2 separate regions of the Homo sapiens genome follow, and region 1 is linked to region 2. The links are chromatin contacts, found by Hi-C or POLR2A ChIA-PET in ENCODE. All regions are on one chromosome and are shown on one strand. Each heading gives the region's core, a stretch centred on a gene start or an enhancer-like site at or near the end of the contact. The rest is flanking DNA. Distances are from core to core; before and after follow the strand shown.

Evidence for each region. Hi-C counts contacts between places; a loop is a spot of excess contacts on that map. ChIA-PET counts read pairs that join two places held with the same protein, here RNA polymerase II (POLR2A).
Region 1: a map of Caco-2 shows a loop between it and region 2 (2.9-fold over the local background). The contact joins the promoter of HNF4A-AS1 here to the promoter of HNF4A in region 2. A Hi-C loop is called at or near these places in 3 of 168 maps with a recorded cell type or tissue (Caco-2, HepG2 and adrenal gland). POLR2A ChIA-PET finds 5 or more read pairs at or near these places in 7 of 52 experiments (Caco-2, HepG2, OCI-LY7 and 4 more).

The regions. Positions count from the first base shown.
Region 1 is chr20:44,393,490-44,397,035 of GRCh38, forward strand. It overlaps HNF4A-AS1 (HNF4A antisense RNA 1), which reads right to left and starts at 2,173. Exons shown (of 3, transcript NR_172878.1): 1 at 1,964-2,173. All of the region lies in intron 1 of HNF4A (hepatocyte nuclear factor 4 alpha), which reads left to right.
Region 2 is chr20:44,353,402-44,357,329 of GRCh38, forward strand. It overlaps HNF4A (hepatocyte nuclear factor 4 alpha), which reads left to right and starts at 2,298. Exons shown (of 10, transcript NM_175914.5): 1 at 2,298-2,452. The coding sequence starts at 2,404. R3HDML-AS1 (R3HDML antisense RNA 1) reads right to left here and starts at 1,841. Exons shown (of 4, transcript NR_184036.1): 1 at 1,618-1,841. HNF4A-AS1 (HNF4A antisense RNA 1) reads right to left here. Exons shown (of 3, transcript NR_172878.1): 3 at 3,343-3,928. RefSeq lists an enhancer at 1-129.

The DNA.
Region 1 (3,546 bases), core at 923-3,422, 40 kb after region 2:
GAGTTAGAGGCACAGACTCTAGAGACAGACTGCCCAAGTTCCAATTCCACTTCTTGTTTCTCATCAGCTGTGTGAGCATGGGTATATGGCTCAACCTCCCTGTGCCTCTGGTGTGTAAAAAATTGGTGAAAACATTGCCTACCTCCCAGAGTGGCTGGGAGGATCAAGGAAGTAACACATGCAAAGCTCCTAAAACAGCTGCATATCCAGTGGCCATGATGATCAATGTGTATATTTTGCTTCATTTCATTTTCATGACAACCCTGGAAGTTAAGTATTATAATTCCCAATTTACAGGTGAAGAAACTGAGGCTCAGAGAGGTGGAGAGAGTCAGGGCAGGGCTCTACATCTTTTTTTGTGATAGGGACTGGGCATCTGTCTTTAATTTTAAAAAATCTTTTTAAAAAATAGACACAGGGTCTCACTATGTTGCCCAGGCTGGTCTCAAACTCTTGGGCTCAAGTAATCCTCCCATCTCAGCCTCCCAAAGTGCTGATGCCTCCAGAGACAGGACGTGGCTGAGATGGATTATAACGTAGTCTCCGGTTTGCAGTGCCTGGCTGCTGGTCATATCCTCACAGGGCCCATGGGACACAGAGCCAGGTGCATTCCCCTGACTTGGGTCTTCCAATGGCTCTCAGGCACCTCTCTGCTTCCAGCCAGCCCTGGGAGGAGGGGGAGAACGGCATGGCAAGGCGTTTGCAGAGCCGTCTTGTTCACCAATGTCTTTCAAGACATTGCCCGGGTCCACAGAGAGCCCACCATTCATTCCCATGCTGGCTGGAGCCCCTGAATACCCGAGGTGACCTTCTGTCCTTGGACAAGTCACTTCCCCCTCTGATCTCCATCTCCCCATCTGTGCAATGAGGGGATGGGGCTGAATCAGTGGTTTTCCAACCCTCAAATAAAATATTAAGACTACATGTAAAAGGGAGTCGCTGGTTGAAGCTGGGCCTGTGGATGCATACCCTTGGCTCCTGGGAGCCTCGGAACCCAGCTTGAAAAACCCCAGCCCACATCCTCCTAAAGATTCTCCTGGCTCTGACACTGCAGAGTTCTAGAACCCCAAGCTCAAAGCTGCCGCTTCCCATCCCTGTTTGGAAAGCTCTCCCCCAGCTGCCTTTATCTCTCTTTGGTAACAGAGCAAATTTGCTCAGGACCCAGCACAGGGGGAACAAGCAGACTGTTGACTCTTGAGCAAAGCCTCTTCTTTGGAGAGCAGCCGAGGTGGCCGTGGGCTATGCGTTGGGAGGCCAGCGGCCTCTTGCATAACCCTGGAGGCCTCCTGCCCACCCAGGCCTTTTCAGGGTTAGGGGTGAGGAAAACCGCAAACTCATGCCCAGTTAATTTTTTAAGGCAAAATCAACAGGCTCAGCAATGATTAGCAGCTGGGTAAGTTGGTCTTAATCAGGCTAAGGACAGGGAGGGAGGAAGGAGGCCCAGGGATGGGGCCCAGTTATCAGTTAACCACATGAATGTTGCTTCCTTCCAAACCCACTGGCCTTCAGCCCCAAGCTCCCTCATCTTCCTCTCGGAAATACTCCTGTGACAAGCCAGTGGCCACCCATCATCGGGTGAACAAGCCAGTGGCCACCCATCATCGGGTGAACAAACACAATGCCACTCATGGTCTGTGATGAAGTAGAAAGTGCTCGTTGTTAAGACAAAGCTCACCCACCACCGCTGCGTGGACTTGAGCAAGTCCCTTTCACCCTCTGAGGCTCCGTGAGGGGCCCCAGGTCTGGGCCCCAAGTCTATGGTTCAGTCTGTGGCCAGCTGCCACTCCCCTGACGGCCTCAGTGTTTCCGTCCACTAAATGGGTGGGTTAGCCAAGGCATCTTTTCCAGTCTTGAAGCTTTGTGGGTGCCTGATTTGATTAAGCCACAGTGGCCTTTGCCGAGTGCAGAGGGTGGTATGAGTGGCATTTTAGGAGCTCAAGGAAGAGAAAGGGAGGGGACCTACCTGGTATCTGCCGTTGGTATCAGCAAGTGTCAGATCCCAGCTCCAGGAAGAGGGCTGTCCTCTCAGATGGGAGGCAGGGGTCCAGTGGGGTGGCTGTGGCTGCAGGGACAGCCTAGCAGAGCCTCTTGGTGGCCCAGACCCCCTGTCCCTGGACCTTGGAAGCCGCTAAAGGAAGCAGCAAGACCAGGCCAGCTGGTGGCTGCCTGGACTGGAGTTTGGTCAGTGGTTGGGGACCTATATTGTGAGATAGTTAGGACTTTGTCCACAAACTGGAATTTGAAATTTCAAAGGGGCAAAACTGAAGGGCCCTACCCCAGAGTAGAGATGGCTCTTGGCTTCTTTCCTCCACGACTTTTGTTCTTTGTCTTGATAAGTCCCAGTTTTCTCTGCACCTCTCCCGGAGTGGTGGGTGGGGAAGAAAAGATAGGAGATAATGGTGTGGTGAGCGCCAAGGGGAAGTGAAGATGCCAAGCAGCCCTGGGGTGGCCAGGCGTGTGGAGGATGCCCCTGCCCCTGCCTATACCCCGGGATAAGGTGCTTTACTTCTCAGGTCCTTGAGTTCCCCTGCAAGACTGAGGCAGTGAAACCACCAGCTCCAGTGCCTTAGAATTCCGAAGTCCTTTCAGGGATTCCAGGAGTCATGATGCAGGCAATGCGTAGAGGGGTGAAGCCCTCAAGCTCTGGAGGCAGACTCGGGTTCAAACAACAGCCCCTCCCTTACGAGCTGTGTGGCTTTGGGCAAGTCACTTCACCTCTCTGAGCCTCAATTTCATCATCTTTAAAATGGGGATGACAATAGCCCCTATCTCAACAGGCAGATAATATGAGAAGGCTAGAAGGTTTTTAGCACCAGGGCTAGCACAAAATTTCTCTGTAAACATTAGACCTTATTATAATGTAAAAGAGAAACAATGTGGTTCGTAGTGGCAGCTCCCTTACCACCGTCCACAGCAGAGGCACAAGCTCCCTACACATGCCTCCCCAACTGCAGGTTGCCCAGGGCAATCCCTTCCCGTCTCAACTGGGTCTCTCTGTGGGCTCTGAGGTCCTCTGCTATCCCCTGGAATCTGCTGCCTCTTGAGCTGGGGCCCGACAGCAAGTGAGCAGAGGTAAAGAACAGCTGCTAAATTGATGGCATTGAGGCTAGTGCTTGTTCATGGCTGGGTGTGTGGTACCTGGAGCTGTCCTGAGCAGGGGTCCTGATTCCAACTGATTATGTGGCCAGTGTGTCATGCAATCAATGACCAATGACAGTGATTGCTACTATTGTACTGTATGCCTACACGTGGTCATTTAATGCTTGAACCATCCCTACAAAGAAGGTATCAACCCAATTTTTCTGATGCTTAAACTAAGGCTGAGAAAAGTAGAAGTTGAGGTCACAGAGTTTGGTACATTGGCACTGCCTGGATTTTAACCTAGATCTATCTGACCCACAAGGTCTGTGGTTTATTCCCCTAAAGAGAGGTCAGGGGAAGAGAGGCTAAGAAGCTTATCTACTCTCTCATTTAATCTTCACGACAAACGACAAGTTAGACCCCTTGTACAGAAGGAGTAACCAAGGCTTCGAAATAAAAACTTGC
Region 2 (3,928 bases), core at 1,048-3,547:
GACAACAAGAGCAAAACTCTGTCTCAGAAAAAAAAAAAAAAAAAAAAGAACAGATTTAATGAAACTTCTTGAATCCCAGTTTTTACATCTGTAAAATGGGAATATTGACAGTGACAATTCAATGACGTTAAGAATATACAATGCTGACAAACTAAAGAGTTCATAAATGCCAGTGGTTGTCATCCTCATTATCCTGGTGCTCAGGAAGGCAATGTGAGACCTGTTGAAATAGCACGGGCTTTGGGGTCAGATGATGCTGAATTCCAGTTCTGTGTTGGCTCCTTCGTAGTTATGTGACCTCATGACGCCACTTCATGCAGGGGGTTACGTACCACTTAAATCTCCAGAACATTTTGGGAAATTGACATAGGGTTAGCAAACCTCCCCCACCCCCATATAAAAATATTAATACTTTTTTTTTTTCTGAGATGGAGTCTGGCTCTGTCGCCAAGGCTGCAGTGCAGTAGTGCAATCTTGGCTCACTGCAACATTTGCCTCCTAGGTTGAAACGATTCTCCTCCTTCAGCCTCCCGAGTAGCTGAGATTACAGGTGCTCGCTGCCACACCCAGCTAATTTTTGTATTTTTAGTAGAGATGGGATTACACCGTGTTGGCCAGCCTGGTCTCAAACTCCTGACCTCAAGTGATCCACCTGCCTCAGCCTCCCAAACTGCTGGGATTACAGGCATGAGCCACTACACCCGACCAAGAATATTAATACTTTTTTTTAAAAAATATCGAAGTTATTTATTTATTTATTTATTTATTTATTTATTTATTTATTTTGAGATGGAGTCTCTCTCTGTTGCCCAGGCTGGAGTGCAGTGGCACGATCTTGGCTCACTGCAACCTCTGTCCCCCTGGTTCAAACGATTCTCTTGCCTCAGCCTCCCGTTTGCCACCATGCCCGGCTAATTTTTTTATTTTTGGTAGAGACGGGGTTTCACCATGTTGGTCAGGCTGGCCTCAAACTCCTGACCTCGTGATCGGTGCGCCTCGGCCTCCCAAAATGCTGGGGTTACAGGCGTGAGCCACTGCACCCGGCCCCAAAATCTAACGTTTGTTATCACTGTTGTTTTAGAAAAGAAAGGACATTTTAATGCAACCCATGCCCATCTGTAGGGGCTGAAGGTCCCTCTGAGGTGATTGATAAAGCTGAAAAAAGAGACTATGGGAAGAGAAGAGGAATATTATCAATTAGCTATTTTAGAAGCAGGGCAAACTATGAGCTAGGTATTCCTATAAGGAAATGAAATAATTTACTAAAAAACATACAGCAAGAAAATAATAGAGCTGGAGTTTTCTGATTTTTCTGAGTCCAGAATTTGTTTCACTGTTCTCATTTCAGCTCTCTCTAACAGGATGAATGACCTTGATTTCAGAATCCCCAAGCAGGTGGTGAGATCCAAAACTGAGACAAAAGAAACGGGGCTGTTCCAAAAAAAAAGCTAGGTGGCAGGTGTCTAACATGCCAGGGAGCTAAAACAGAGTGTGTGAGTTTCAGCAGCAGGTTGAATTTAGAATGGGGAAGGAGACCAGAGGAGACGCCAGACAGGATGACTTTGTCCCATTGGCCTGGAGGCAGCCCCATGTTTCTCCACCCCTCATATCACTCACCAGTTTGTAATAGTATCTTTGAATGACGATCTGATTAAGGTCCGTCTCCTCCATTAGTCCACAAGTTTCGGGGGTACATCTACTTTGCTCATTTCCATATCCCCAGAGTCTAGCACAAGGCCTGGTACATAGTAGGTGCTCAATAAATATGTTAGATGAAAGGAAGATAACACCTCTATGTACTAGCAGTGAGACTCCAGGCATGCAATTTCTCTCTGTCCTTCAGTCCCTTCATCTCAAGGTTTAATTTAAATATGGTAACGCCTGTATGCAACTCCCAGCATCCAGTAGGCACTCACTAAACACAGTTCTCCACCCTCCTTTTTTCCTCTGCCCCTCCCTCGGTTTTCCCACTACTTCCTGCATGGTGACACACCCATAGTTTGGAGCCATAAAACCCAACCCAGGTTGGACTCTCACCTCTCCAGCCCCTTCTGCTCCGGCCCTGTCCTCAAATTGGGGGGCTGATGTCCCCATACACCTGGCTCTGGGTTCCCCTAACCCCAGAGTGCAGGACTAGGACCCGAGTGGACCTCAGGTCTGGCCAGGTCGCCATTGCCATGGAGACAGCAACAGTCCCCAGCCGCGGGTTCCCTAAGTGACTGGTTACTCTTTAACGTATCCACCCACCTTGGGTGATTAGAAGAATCAATAAGATAACCGGGCGGTGGCAGCTGGCCGCACTCACCGCCTTCCTGGTGGACGGGCTCCTGGTGGCTGTGCTGCTGCTGTGAGCGGGCCCCTGCTCCTCCATGCCCCCAGCTCTCCGGCTGGGTGGGCTTGGCCATGGTCAGCGTGAACGCGCCCCTCGGGGCTCCAGTGGAGAGTTCTTACGGTAAGTGGGGCTGGGGGAAGACTGGACAGGGCGGGACTGCGGTCAGCTTTGGGAGGCCATGGGACACCTCCCCGTGTGTTTCTTACGGGCCCAAAGCTCCTCCTGGAGCTCCTCTGGAAGGGCAGGAAGCCCCACGGAGGCAATGTGACCGCTTCCCTAAGCTCTCAAGCCGGGGCATGGCCTGCTTGGTGCGAGAAGTGCTGGGAGGGGCCGAGAAGCCCTGGGGCAGAGGCTTGGCTCATTTTGTCTGTCCAGAGGCCTTCCTGGGAATGCATCTCAGGGGTCTTTCCAAAACCCCACAGAGGGTGGGGCTTGGAAGCACCGTCCTGTTTCGATGCGGGGCAAATTGAGGTCCACCAGGAGAGGCTTGCTGGGCCTAGGTCACGTTGCTGGTGCATTATCAAGCTGGGCGTGGGACCGGGCAGCTCGGTCGCTCCGCACCTCCGTTGGCTCTGGATAATGGGGAGGAGGTAGAAAGCGCCGCGCAGGGTGGAGCGTTGGAAAATGAGAATATCTTGTGCGGACGTGTGAAACTCAGATGCAGGGCTAGAAAGCATGTGTTACTGAGAGTGAAAGGCTCAGGCTCACTCCTTAGGGTGACCCCCACATTGGAAGCAACCCAATGTCCCTCAGCAGAGGGAAGACGGGTAAATAAAGCGTGAGACGTCTTTACAGTGGAATGCTATCCCATTGTTCAAGGAAACAACGCACATCTGTGTGTGACAGGGAAGAACCTCTCAGTTAAATTAAGTGAAAACGGTACACTGAAGAACTGTGTAGTTGCTGATAGCGAAACGGATATAGATGTATATATGTACACACGCGTATACGTGTACATTCCACGCATAGAAAATTCGTGGAATGACACAATAAAATTGGTGACAGGTTTGTTTCTGAGGAGGGAAATTCAAGAGAATGTTTTATCTTTTGGGGACACATTTTGGATTTTTTAAAAGTTGGGTGCCTTTTATAAACCTGTTCAAATCACACACCCGCACAGAACTTGGTCTCTGGAATCCAGCAGACCTCGGGGTCTAGTTGTGACTCTGTCACACGGCTCAACATTCACGTGCCTCTTGCTTTCTTTCTGAAGTGGAGACAGGACTAGGATGTGTCTTAAGATCATGGTGGATGCCGTGGGGAACAAGGATGTAAAGCCCTTGATACCACGTGCATTGCAAAGACACAATCAACATTTATGTCATCAATTGCTGAGGACAGAGGGCCAGGGAATGACAGAATCAGGGCCTGATCTCCTGACTCTAGTCAGGAAGAATCTTCTTTGCTTTGACCCCCATCAAACAGGAATATGTGATGCACTGGAAATGGCAGAGGCTGAAGAAACCAACAGCCTGGGAACCCATCCCACACACCAGCTGTGTGACCTTGGGCAAGACATTTCCCCTCTCTGAACCTATTTCCTCATCTGTAAAATGAAGATAACAACAGGACCTATCTCCCAGAGAGCGGGGAGAT